2 separate regions of the Mus musculus genome follow, and region 2 is linked to region 1. Evidence: chromatin loops called from intact Hi-C (ENCODE). Cell type or tissue: left cerebral cortex. All regions are shown on one strand. Each heading gives the region's core, and the rest is flanking DNA. Links, peaks and the distances in the headings are about the cores only.

Region 1 (5,380 bases), core at 96-5,095:
CATCAGGCTTCCGGCTCTCAGGGTAGCTGGCTGGCTTTTCTGAGTAGAGCGCCTCTTCCTCTGGAGGCGTGTGACTTTCAGATTTATTTTCTGTAGCAGATGCTTTCTTCTATAGAGTGCTGGAGCTCATAACTCTAACACATAAGTGTGTCTCTGTACTCCAGCAACTCATCTCAAATACCAGCAGCAGCCTATTCCAAAAATAATCCTACTGCGCAGAAGTCTAACCTGGGATGCAGTGTGGCATAAACCTCCATCTTCTGCTCTAGAGCTGCTGAGTGAACTGCGGGTCCTGCCTAGCTTCTCAGGTAGGGCTAAAAAGAGAAACAGGGCTTTGCTGCCCAGATTGAGGGATGGCTTCTATGCATTTTTTCATTTCTTTCTTCTATTTAAGATAAAAAGAGTTCATAGCCCTTGGCAGTTGTTTCAGGCTTTCAAGTTCTTAGTTAGCAAATTGTCCTTAAGTTGAACCTGGATTCTTCTTGATGTAACAGAAGCACATCCTCTCCCACAGCCCCTGCTTCTTATTTTACACAGCTGCTAAACTCTACTTATCTAGCAGCAATTAGCCTGAACTAATTTTCACAATCTCCTGAGAGGCACCCATTTTCCTTAGATTTGGGTAGGTTTCTAAGGAGGATGGAAGGGACAGAAGCGGCTGGGAGTATGGCTTAAAAAACACCATTTGTCCCTTCAAGCTGAATACGAAGATAAAAAGAACTATTACCTGATAGAAGAAATATACAAAAAATGTGTCCTTTCTTTAGATTCTGCTGTTTCCTTAACTATCGTTGAATTGAAATTGCCTTTACAGCCTACTCAACGTCTGTGTTGCTTAATTAAAAATTGCAATCACTGCAGCGTGACTTTAAAACTTGGCATTATCTTGGTCCATCTTGACTTCACTGTGACTTATACATGGAAACAGCCACGCAATGTTAAAATGTCACCTGTGGTGAGGACCATAGGCCTGGCCAGACCGCCACAGAGTCTGTGCTGAAAACTCCATTATAATAAATCACCTTCATCTCTAGTGGAGCTGAAAACTTGGGCCAGGCTCCTGGGCCGTCACCAATCTACCTACCTGTGAACCACAATGACCAGCATGACATGGTATCAATAAGGTGCAATAGTGGCACTTGGATCTTGATGGTAGCCAACAGCTGTCTGGTTGGACTTATGGCCGCCTTTCCTCGGGGGAAAATCATGCCTACCTAGTACTGTAAACCTGACCCTACTACCCACGGTTAGTCGTGAGATCATGGATCTTAGATGAGAAGCTACTGCCCCCACTAGTAGATCAGCACAATTCCTAACTGCATTCTACACGCTTAATCTTATACCCACAAACAAAGGTCGCTCTTACCACTCATAAGAAAATATAAAAACAAACAAACAATCAAAACAAAACAAGACCTTCTCTTTGCAACATGGAAACCATCCCTGAAAACCACACTGGTCAAACTATAGAGAATAACTGCCTGTGGGGGTGCAAGACCCAACAATACATCTGCAACACAACTCCTGCACCTAGGGCTCAGGGAATATTGTGAAGGGGGGGGGGGTGATTGTAAGGTACCACAGGCATGCGCACGCAGGAGTGGTGGAGGGCTGTCAAGGGGCTACTCTAGTAACGAGGCAGTGGTAGGTTCTCTGTCTTTCTATGTGGCTGGTCTCAATCTGGACCTTTCAGCTTTAATGACTAGGAAAACATTACAGCTTTGCTGAGTCTTGTCAACCCTTCTAACAAACTGCTGACCATGTAGGTAGTCTTAGGGACCCAGAGACACAAATGACGTTTCTGGGTTTACAGCCACTCAGTGGGAGATTTGTCACTACTCCACACAGATAATAAGCAGTTATGTGTTGACTGGTTTGTGCAAATAGGCCTGTTTTCCAAAGTTGCTGGGCACTATATATGACAGATGGACCATGAAATGAATAGAATAAAGAACTCTTGAACTTTAATACCAAATAGAACATGCTTCCCTATATACAAAGCATTTGTGTCAATGAAACAGATTTTCATACACCTAACTTTCCCAAATATAATGTGACATTTTGAAACCACAGTCTTCATCTTTCAGAGTGACGTTTCAACTATCCTCCACATCACAGCATCTTTGAGAAACACGGCTACCCTTGGGGCAAAGAAGATAAAGGCAGTTGATTATGCTCTTCTGAGACTCGGTCCCTCTCCAGGAGGTCAGCTGGGGCAAGCATAACGCTACCCATGTGTCCTGCTTCTTCTAACTCCGTAGTGTTTAGAGTTATCTGCAAGGAGAAGGGAGCTGCAAGCAGCATAGAGTCAGTCTCATTCAGAGACAGGAAGGCGTGGGGATTTGAATGAGGAGAGATAGGTAGATTCACCAGCAGAAAATATCACGTGACCCATCAGATGTTAAATATTTCCGGAGGTGGAGCAAGTCAAGTGTACATGCCTGAGAGAATTGCAGAGAATTAAATTCAACTGAGTTACATTGACTGCCTTTCTCGTTACTATGAATAAATACCGGACAAACAAGCAACGTGAAGGAGAAGGGGCTTATTCAGGCTCGTGCTACAGTTCACAGTGGCAGAACCAGGAGCCCGACGGGGCTGCTCACACCACAGCCATGCTCAGGATGAGTGCTCACACCTCCACTGGCTTTTCCTTCGGATTCAGCATAGCACTGCAGCGCATGGGTTGGGACTGCCTATATTCAGGGTGGATTGTCACTCAGTTAAACCTCTCTGGGATTACCTTCAAGGACACATCCCAAGTTATGTCTCCTAGGTGACTCCGAATCCAGTTCTGAGTCCAGTTGCTAATGAAGATTAACCACCACACAAGTGTGCAGGCTACATGAAAATGTTCTGCCAGTCACCAGTTTATCTGGTCTTCTCTGTTTGAGCTCCAACTTCCCTTCAAGACCTGTTATCTGGGGTCAACGCTTTAAGTCCCCTTTGCATTTGCCCCATTGCTTCCTGGGGTCAAAGCTTTAATTAAAAGCATTTGCTTCATTGTCAGCAGTCATGGTTTTAATTCTGGTCACTAGAGGGCAGTAGAGAGACACCACGGAGAGCATGGGCACTTCCTGGGCTCAAGCGTGTGCCCGGGCAGGCTCTTAAAGCACAACCACAGCCAGTTTTCTCTATGTTCCTCTACATTCCCGTGATGCAGAGTGTCTGTGCTAGGACTCCATTCATGCATGGCTTCTCCTAGGACATGGCGTTACAGCAGATTCTGACAATGCAGCATCACCCAGTGAGCCAGGGCATGCTCTCTGGTTCTCCTATGAGTTGGGAAGTCTTCCTCAGATGTTCTACCTGAGTGCTGTTCCTTCTGCCTGCTGCTCTGGTGTTCTGCCCCTCTAGACTTACTGGCCAGTCTCAGTACACCAATTTTATTTATACTTCCGTATTTGAATTGGTGTGGGGTGTGTCTCGCTTGTGGTCTGGCATCTTTGAGCCCTTGCAAAAATAATTTACCAGTGAATTAGAACTCCAAGTGTTACCTTTGTTCTCTCTCATGAAAAGTAAAGCTTCATGTAACCAAGATTTTTCTTTCTCTTTACCCAAGTCTAGGTAGGACCTAGAAAAATTCCTTCTCTGTCTTTGGAGGCTTGCTGAAATGAACCTACAGCAGACACAATAACAAAGAAAGATAGAAAAGTCAATGTGTCCAGGATACCACCTGAACACATCCAGACCCTGGAAGACTCAGAGTTTTACACAACTTCCTGATAGTGGCTTGGCAAAGGGGAAACAGATGATTGTAAGAGGGAGGGGAATGGGCCCAAAGATTAATGGTTTCTAATTTTCTCTGGAAATCGAATGGACCAAAGGACAGAAGACGGCTGGGACAAAGTCTGTCTGGGGTGAGGCCAGCCTTTAGTCTTCCTTGCTGATAGGATTTGGTCTTTCCCCATCAGTGGAACCTCAGGGTGGGATCAAAGTTAACTGTTCTGTGGATCCAGTTTTCAGGTAGATGAGAGAGTTCAGAGGAAAGTCCCCTCCTGTCTCAGAAGGAGAACTGGGAGGAGGCTGGGGAGGCTTTGATTCCCAGGCCTTTCAGTTTTCCCTGCCTCAAAGAACTGGGCATGTCAAAGCTGAGCCTGACACCCACTGCGTAGAATGCTAAGTCCGATGATGGAGCAGATTCATCGGAAGCTTTACTACAGCGTTTTGTTCCAAAGCTCCTCAGGCCCATGGCTTTCCAGAGCAAAAACACCAAAGCCAAGGGCTTGAGTGGGCAAGCGTGTTTGGAGAGTGCGACGTGAGAAAGCACAGAGCAGCTTTGGGAAGTGAGCTCTTCCCTCCTTTGCCCGTGCAGTCACTCTCATCTCACCAGATGGGATGAGGCCTCTGGGAGGACTTCTCATTGTCCTCTTCTGGAGAGAGTGGCACCCAGCTGTGTTGAGGAACTCTGGGATAGGATTCCGGAGTCTACATCCAACATCTCCAAGTCCAATCATAACAGGAAGATTCGTGATGTGAAAGCCACCTTCCTCAGCATTAGCAGTGATGGTCCAAAAACAGAACGAGCAAATGAGTCCCACCACAGTTCCCTAAACTGGAGGTGGCTGGGGCTAGTCTCAGACTCATGATCTCCCTGCCTTGACTTTCCAAGTGCTGAGATTATAGGCATGTGTATCCACATGCATCCCAAGACATTCCCTTCGAGCTTTAGCAGGAGAGACTCTCCAGAATTTCTTCCAGTTCTAGCAACACTAACACTATCTCCAGATTTATTCAGTAAAGTAAAATTAGATGACAAAAGTCAAGTAGACATTGGGGACAAGACCTAGAAGAAGTGAGAAAAGTTGAATTGTTGCCCAGGATTCTGTCTCAGAGTAAATGATGTTTTTGGACTATTTCACAGTCTTGGAGACCTGATACACTATATCCTTTTGTAATGTTTTTAATTATGTGTAAGTCCCAGTGGTAACACATTGGCAAATGCACATGATTATGAGTGCCCATGGAAGTCAGAGGTGTGGGATTCCCTGGTGCTAGACTTAGACGTCACTGTGGGCTGCCCAGTGAGGGGCCCTTTGCAAGAGAAGTGTGAGCTCTTAACCACTGGGTCCTCTCCCAGCCCCATCATCCACTCCTAAAAGTTATAGATCTACAGTCAGACTTAGATTTCTAGAAGACCGCTGCAAATCGGGAGCAAGTAATGGTTATCTGGTCATTTACTTTAAAATGCATTCTTGTTTAAGCTTTTTCCTTCCCTGAGAGTACTAAACAGAAATGTGTGGCTAATGCTCAGAGCAGTTCCACTGTCAGCCTTCCATGATGCTGCCTCTGCTTACCCTCTCTGATCAGTCATCCCAGAGGGGTGCTCCAGCCTCTGAAGTCCACATTCAGGAAATATCTGCTTACTTACTAGAATTTT
Region 2 (5,380 bases), core at 268-5,267, 88 kb after region 1:
TCCCTGGCAACCACTTCAAAATGGCATGTTCCTTAATTAAAGTTATCTTTATGAGAAGAAAAAAAAACTACTCTAAAAAACAAAGCATTGTTAATCATAAAACCATGGCAAGAGTAAAAAGGCCTCCCACGGGATGGGAGAAGATACTTGTATGCTGTTTCACTTCCTAGTGTATAGTCAAAAACTTGCTAGTGTGCTCAGCAGGTTCTTTTTAATGTAGCTAACATAAAAGTGATCATATCTTTTGAGTCATGATTGGGTAAACAGTTGGGTATATATATATGTATATATATACCCATATATATGATAAATTAAAAAGGAATACCATTCTGACATAATCTAACTGACCTTAGGGACACTGTGATAAGTGAAACAGGCCATGATGGGATGTTGGAAAAGACATCTAGAGCTTTGAAGAGGCTGAGGTGGCCAAGGGCCAAGACAGAGTTTGTACATGGAGGCAGCCAGTAGTGTTCAACCAACAGCATTAACTACCCTGGTGCTACAAAAATGGACAGTGCACGGGTGTCTTGGGTGACGTTAACAAATGTCACCACAGTTGGAGTTGAGGACAGTGAGGATAGAAAACCAATGACAGATTCACACAGGGCTGCTTGGTACCTGGCACCGCTTCCTGCTGATAGGTGGCAGACTCTCCGACTGCGGGAAGGAGTGGACACTGGTGCATGCCAGCCAGTTACTAGGGCTTTGGGAGGTCTTGCCCTTTTCTGCAGTGTACTTCTGGTGACCCAAAGGCTTTGCCTTCTGCAACCGCAGTTCCCATGGGTCAGGATGTTCTCGGAAAGGTGAATTGTATATACCTGAAATCTAAAGAACATTTTTAAAATTTACATATGAAATTAAATTTTATCCATTTGAGGGAGAAGTATTTTAAACTAGAATTTTGGTGCTTAATACCAGAGATGAACTTAGAAAACGTTTTATCCAGTTTAGACCAAAAATCTTAGCAACTTTCAGGACTGCAGAGTAAATTTGTTTTTGAAAACTCAGTCAGAAAATTTTTTTTTTTTTTTTTTTTTTGAGATAGGGTTTCTCTGTGTAGCCCTGGCTGTCCTGGAACTCACTTTGTAGGATCAGGCTGGCCTAGAACTCAGAAATCCGCCTGCCTCTGCCTCCCAAGTGCTGGGATTAAAGGCGTGCGCCACCACGCCCGGCTCAGAAATTTTATTTGAGAAAAAATAATAGAGACCTTTAGTCACCCAATTGTATTCCTGATAGATATGTGTTTTAAACTGTGTGAGGAAGCCATACAGTTAAGATTTAACTAATTGAAGCCATTCCTTCATTTACAAAAAGGCAAGTGGGCAATGTTTGAACAAATTTAGGGTATTAATTATGTATGCAATAAATACTTATTTGAATTGCTGATCATTATACACCCAACGGGCATTTTTTTTTCCAACAAAATGTTTTTATTGACGCTTTGGGAAATTGACATAGAGCCCATCACATTCAGTTCCCAGTCCTTCAAAGTCTGCCCTCAGCAGCCTTGTGACCTCCCAACAAAATGAAATAAAATAAAATAAATAAACAAGTCCAATCTGTGTTATTTATATACTCGCTGCAGCCAAGTCAAACTCTCAGTGCCCTGCCCCTTAAGAGGAACAGGGTCCTTTCCGTCCTGTGCCTTGGCCAGAAGCCATCATTGTGGAGAGCTATGCTCTTATCATCCCTATCGCACTTTTAAGAGTTCTCTCTGCTGGTTTCCTGTTCAGGCTGTTGCTTTGGGAGGTGGTGGTGGGGGTCGTCACAGAAGCCTCTCATGTCCCTCTTTCCCAACTGTGCGTCTGTAGTCATCAATACCACTGCTAAAGTAGCTTCCTTGCTCCTTACAGTTAGCGGGAGCATGGCGTACGGGTTTCCGCGTGGTTTCTGACGACAGTACAAACCACTAGGACGGCCGCCTTTTGCAGTAGGAAAATAGATGCAAGGTCCTCCGAGGGCCTCAGGTGGCTGCACAGGCTTCACATCAGCATGGGCCGTGGAAACCAGTGAGCCCCAGGCAGCTGTATGGGCCACTTACTTCAGCATGGTCCCCGAGGCAGCAAGGACCACAGCATCAAGAACGATGGACATCCGCATGGCCTTGGGTGGTACACGGACCACAAACATCAACATGGCCCTCTGCTGCATCAGGGCCATGGACCCCCCACGTGCCCCTCAGCAACTGCGTAGAACACAGACATCAGCATGGCCTCAGGTGGCAGGACATGCTATTCACGTCAACATGGAGTCCCGAGGCAGCAAAGTCAAAAGCCATCACCACGGCTTCAGTCAGTGGTACAGTCTACATGGGTCTCTGGTTTTATTGCGGCCTGGAGCAGCTGCCTGGATCACAAACACTAGCATGGCTTCTTATGCTATCATAGGCCATGGTAGAGGAGGTCCAATCTAGAAAGTGAACCATTTCTATCTTGGGAATCCATCATTGCCCAGAGTCAGGGTGGTACTGCAGCCTGGTAGTGTGTTGGGGGCTGAGCCTGGGTCTGCATAAGCTTTGGGCTGCTGCACACCACCCAGCTGATCCCACTGGGCAAGGACATGTCCCCAGCCACCCTCAGCTCTCTCTAGTACCTGTCTTCAGTTACCCTGTATGCACAGCACAGGATCAGCTCCTTGGAGTGGCACCCAACCCATACAAGGGGGAGGAGGGGCAGCACGGCCTGGCTGGCTTCTGTCTCCCTCCCCATGTGAACAAATGGTATCAATTTTAGGTCCTGTACTTGGCTAACCACTCTGATCTCATACCCATATGGAATACTGTTTATCACTCCAAGTCTGCACACGTAATGTCACATCAGGTGCCCTGCTTCTGCAGCGTCATGTTCCCCTCCACACTCTGTGGCTGACTCTGTCACACATGGCATCAGAATAGTAGAGCCTTAGCACACGGCATCTGCCTTGCTATATGGGTTCCACAGATGCGTGGGTGAGGAACCGAGAAATCCAAGTGTAGCAGATGTCCATGTTCTATAAACCTCATGTTACTGGAGTCACAGACTGAAGAGTACCCTACTTTGATATAACTGTATTTGGTGATATTTGATCTCCAGAGATTCATAATCAAAATACATGTGCATATCTATACATGCACATGTATAAATATCCTTCATGTAGGGGAAAGTGAAAATTTCCAGGATGAAATGATTTGTGGCTCTGTAGACACTGAACTATATAAAGAACATATTAAACATTTCTGTTATTTCCAAAAGAAATAGATTTTTCTTTTATGCTGTAATTAACCCATAAACATTCCTGATTGCACATTATCTCAGGGTCCTGGTAATATTAGCCAGGACAAGTATCTTGGAAAAACTGTCCAAAAAGACTGGAGAGATGGTTCGATGGTTCTCTACCAGTGAACCCCAGTTCAATTCCCAGTGCCTACATGGTAGCTGACAGTTGTCTGTAACTCCTGCTCCTGGGGGTCTGACACCCACACACAGGCATACATGCAGGCAAAACATCAATTCAATGCACATAAAACAAATATTTGTTTTAAAAAAGGAAAAGAAAAATTGTCCAAGAAAAGCTTAACATTTCAAGCCAACCCTTTAGCTGGAGGTGATTCCTATCTTGCGCCCACCACAGCCTTGTCCCCAGTTCGTCCTTGGAGAAGAACTTATTCACTTGGAGGTGCCACTTTCTTCTGCCACTATCCATCATAGATAATTACATTCAATTTCACAGTTATCCACAGCAACCAAATGGAGAACAAAGTCATGTTGGGTATGTTGGCAACCTCGGGATACAAGATAGACAGCAGGCACTCCATACATGAATCTAAACACTCAACTGAGGCAGCATCACACCACTCAGAAGGGCACAGCCCACACTGCTGCTTTACCAAGCTGTCCAAAGCCGCGAAGGCGCATGAGCACAGACTTGAGACCAAAGGACTGGTACACATGACCCCTTTGGTCTCACATGTTGTTTTCATTTCCTTTCTAAGACGATGCTAAGGCCTACTTGAGTTAAATTTAACCTTTTCTACTTTCCATTAAGGACTAAAATTTATTTTAATATAAAATAAAGTTAACACAGACACACTTTATGCCTAAAACTATTTTCAAATTCGTTCTTCTTTGATATCTATTCCTTAATATGAGTGATACTATTTTTAGAATGACTAAAACATTCTAAAGGAACACACTTTTGCTATTCTAGAAACACAAAGTAGATAGACACATGAATAAGGCAAAGGGCAGCCGAGCAACACAGACGTGTGTTTATCTGTAATGGCTTTAGTGGCCACTCAGTCTGGGGTAAGTCTTCAGACGGTTCTTAGGGCGCGTTTCTAGGTCAAAAATGTACTGAGGATGAGAAGGAACAACCAATGTTCGATTAAAAGGATGATCTTGACAAAAAATACCTACATCATATGCTCTCTGCAAAAGATACAAGAGAAGAAATACCATTTAGATTAGTGAGTGAGAGTCTAATTGGAGATCTGTTAATTTATTGCTTAAACTTCCACCACCTTATAGATGAAGTTGTGAGATTCATACAACTTAGTTAAAGGTTGTAATTTACCATTGAAAATCTCCATTGGCCTGAATAACTGCTGGCATCTGTATTAACTTTGCCTATTAGGAATCCTGATCTCCTCCTGCATCTGCACGCTCGTGTATATATAGGCAAGATGGGAGATGCAAATAGACTGAGAGACATGATAGCTTTCTTAAATTATACTTTGCAACTATATAGAGACCTCCTCATGTGTATTCTCTTTGCAATTTAAATCAAATATAGATAGAAAATACATTTTAATTGAATTTCAAATGTATCATTTAAAATCTTCAAGGTGTCAGAATTTTAGGAATTAATATATTAGCTAACTTACCTCAGTAAAAGCAGTTTGCCCCCTGATTCTTCACAGCAAGCGAGTACCCTACTTATTGCTAGAGTAGCCATTTAGTTATTGTTTCTTTAAGAAAAACTTATAAATGTGTGTTTGTCCCGACTGCCACATTCCACGATCTACCTGGCTAAGAAGAATGTTTTGCTGTGAGTCACAAAAGCCCCAGCCACCCCACCCCCAGGTTCTGTGGCACAGTTTCTCCTTTCCCCATTTTTCACAGCCTGGAAAGGCCACTGCCATGCTAGCTTTGGGGACTTCATTTTCAGCAATAATTTCCTAGAGTGACCAACACTATGGGGAAATCTGTGCTAACTGTTTGAAAAAGGAGAAAGAAAAAGAAAAAGCCTACACCTGAGCTATTTGCAGTACTGTCATGCTAACATTCAACTCAATAAGACCCAGAGCTCCCAGGGGGAGACTCTGCTAATAGCTTCCTACTGACCTCCTTGCAGCAGGCTGGGCTGCTGACTGGTGGCCCAGTGGTGAAGACCGCAAATG

What was found. A loop is a pair of places that touch in the nucleus more often than their neighbours do. Peaks named below come from ENCODE experiments on the same cell type or tissue, not always from the same donor. Only the 100,000 strongest peaks of a DNase experiment are listed, where the experiment ranks them.
Region 2: a loop joins it to region 1, with 4 times the contacts of the local background. A loop is called at or near these places in 3 of 42 quality-filtered maps.

The regions. Positions count from the first base shown.
Region 1 is chr1:187,028,911-187,034,290 of GRCm38, forward strand. It overlaps a transcript of Spata17 not described here. Among named protein-coding and RNA genes, the nearest start is that of D1Pas1, 64 kb to the left of the region's middle. In left cerebral cortex, for the core only: a CTCF peak has its summit at 3,040 (motif pointing right); DNase peaks (open chromatin) are centred at 139 and 3,059; H3K27ac peaks cover 805 bases.
Region 2 is chr1:187,116,642-187,122,021 of GRCm38, forward strand. Spata17 (spermatogenesis associated 17) reads right to left here. Exons shown (of 10, transcript NM_028848.3): 7 at 622-828. Gm15509 (predicted gene 15509) reads right to left here. Exons shown (of 3, transcript NR_151534.1): 2 at 5,325-5,380; 3 at 4,228-4,409. Among named protein-coding and RNA genes, the nearest start is that of Gm15509, 5.0 kb to the right of the region's middle. In left cerebral cortex, for the core only: no CTCF peak of the experiment used is centred there; a DNase peak (open chromatin) is centred at 2,868; H3K27ac peaks cover 310 bases.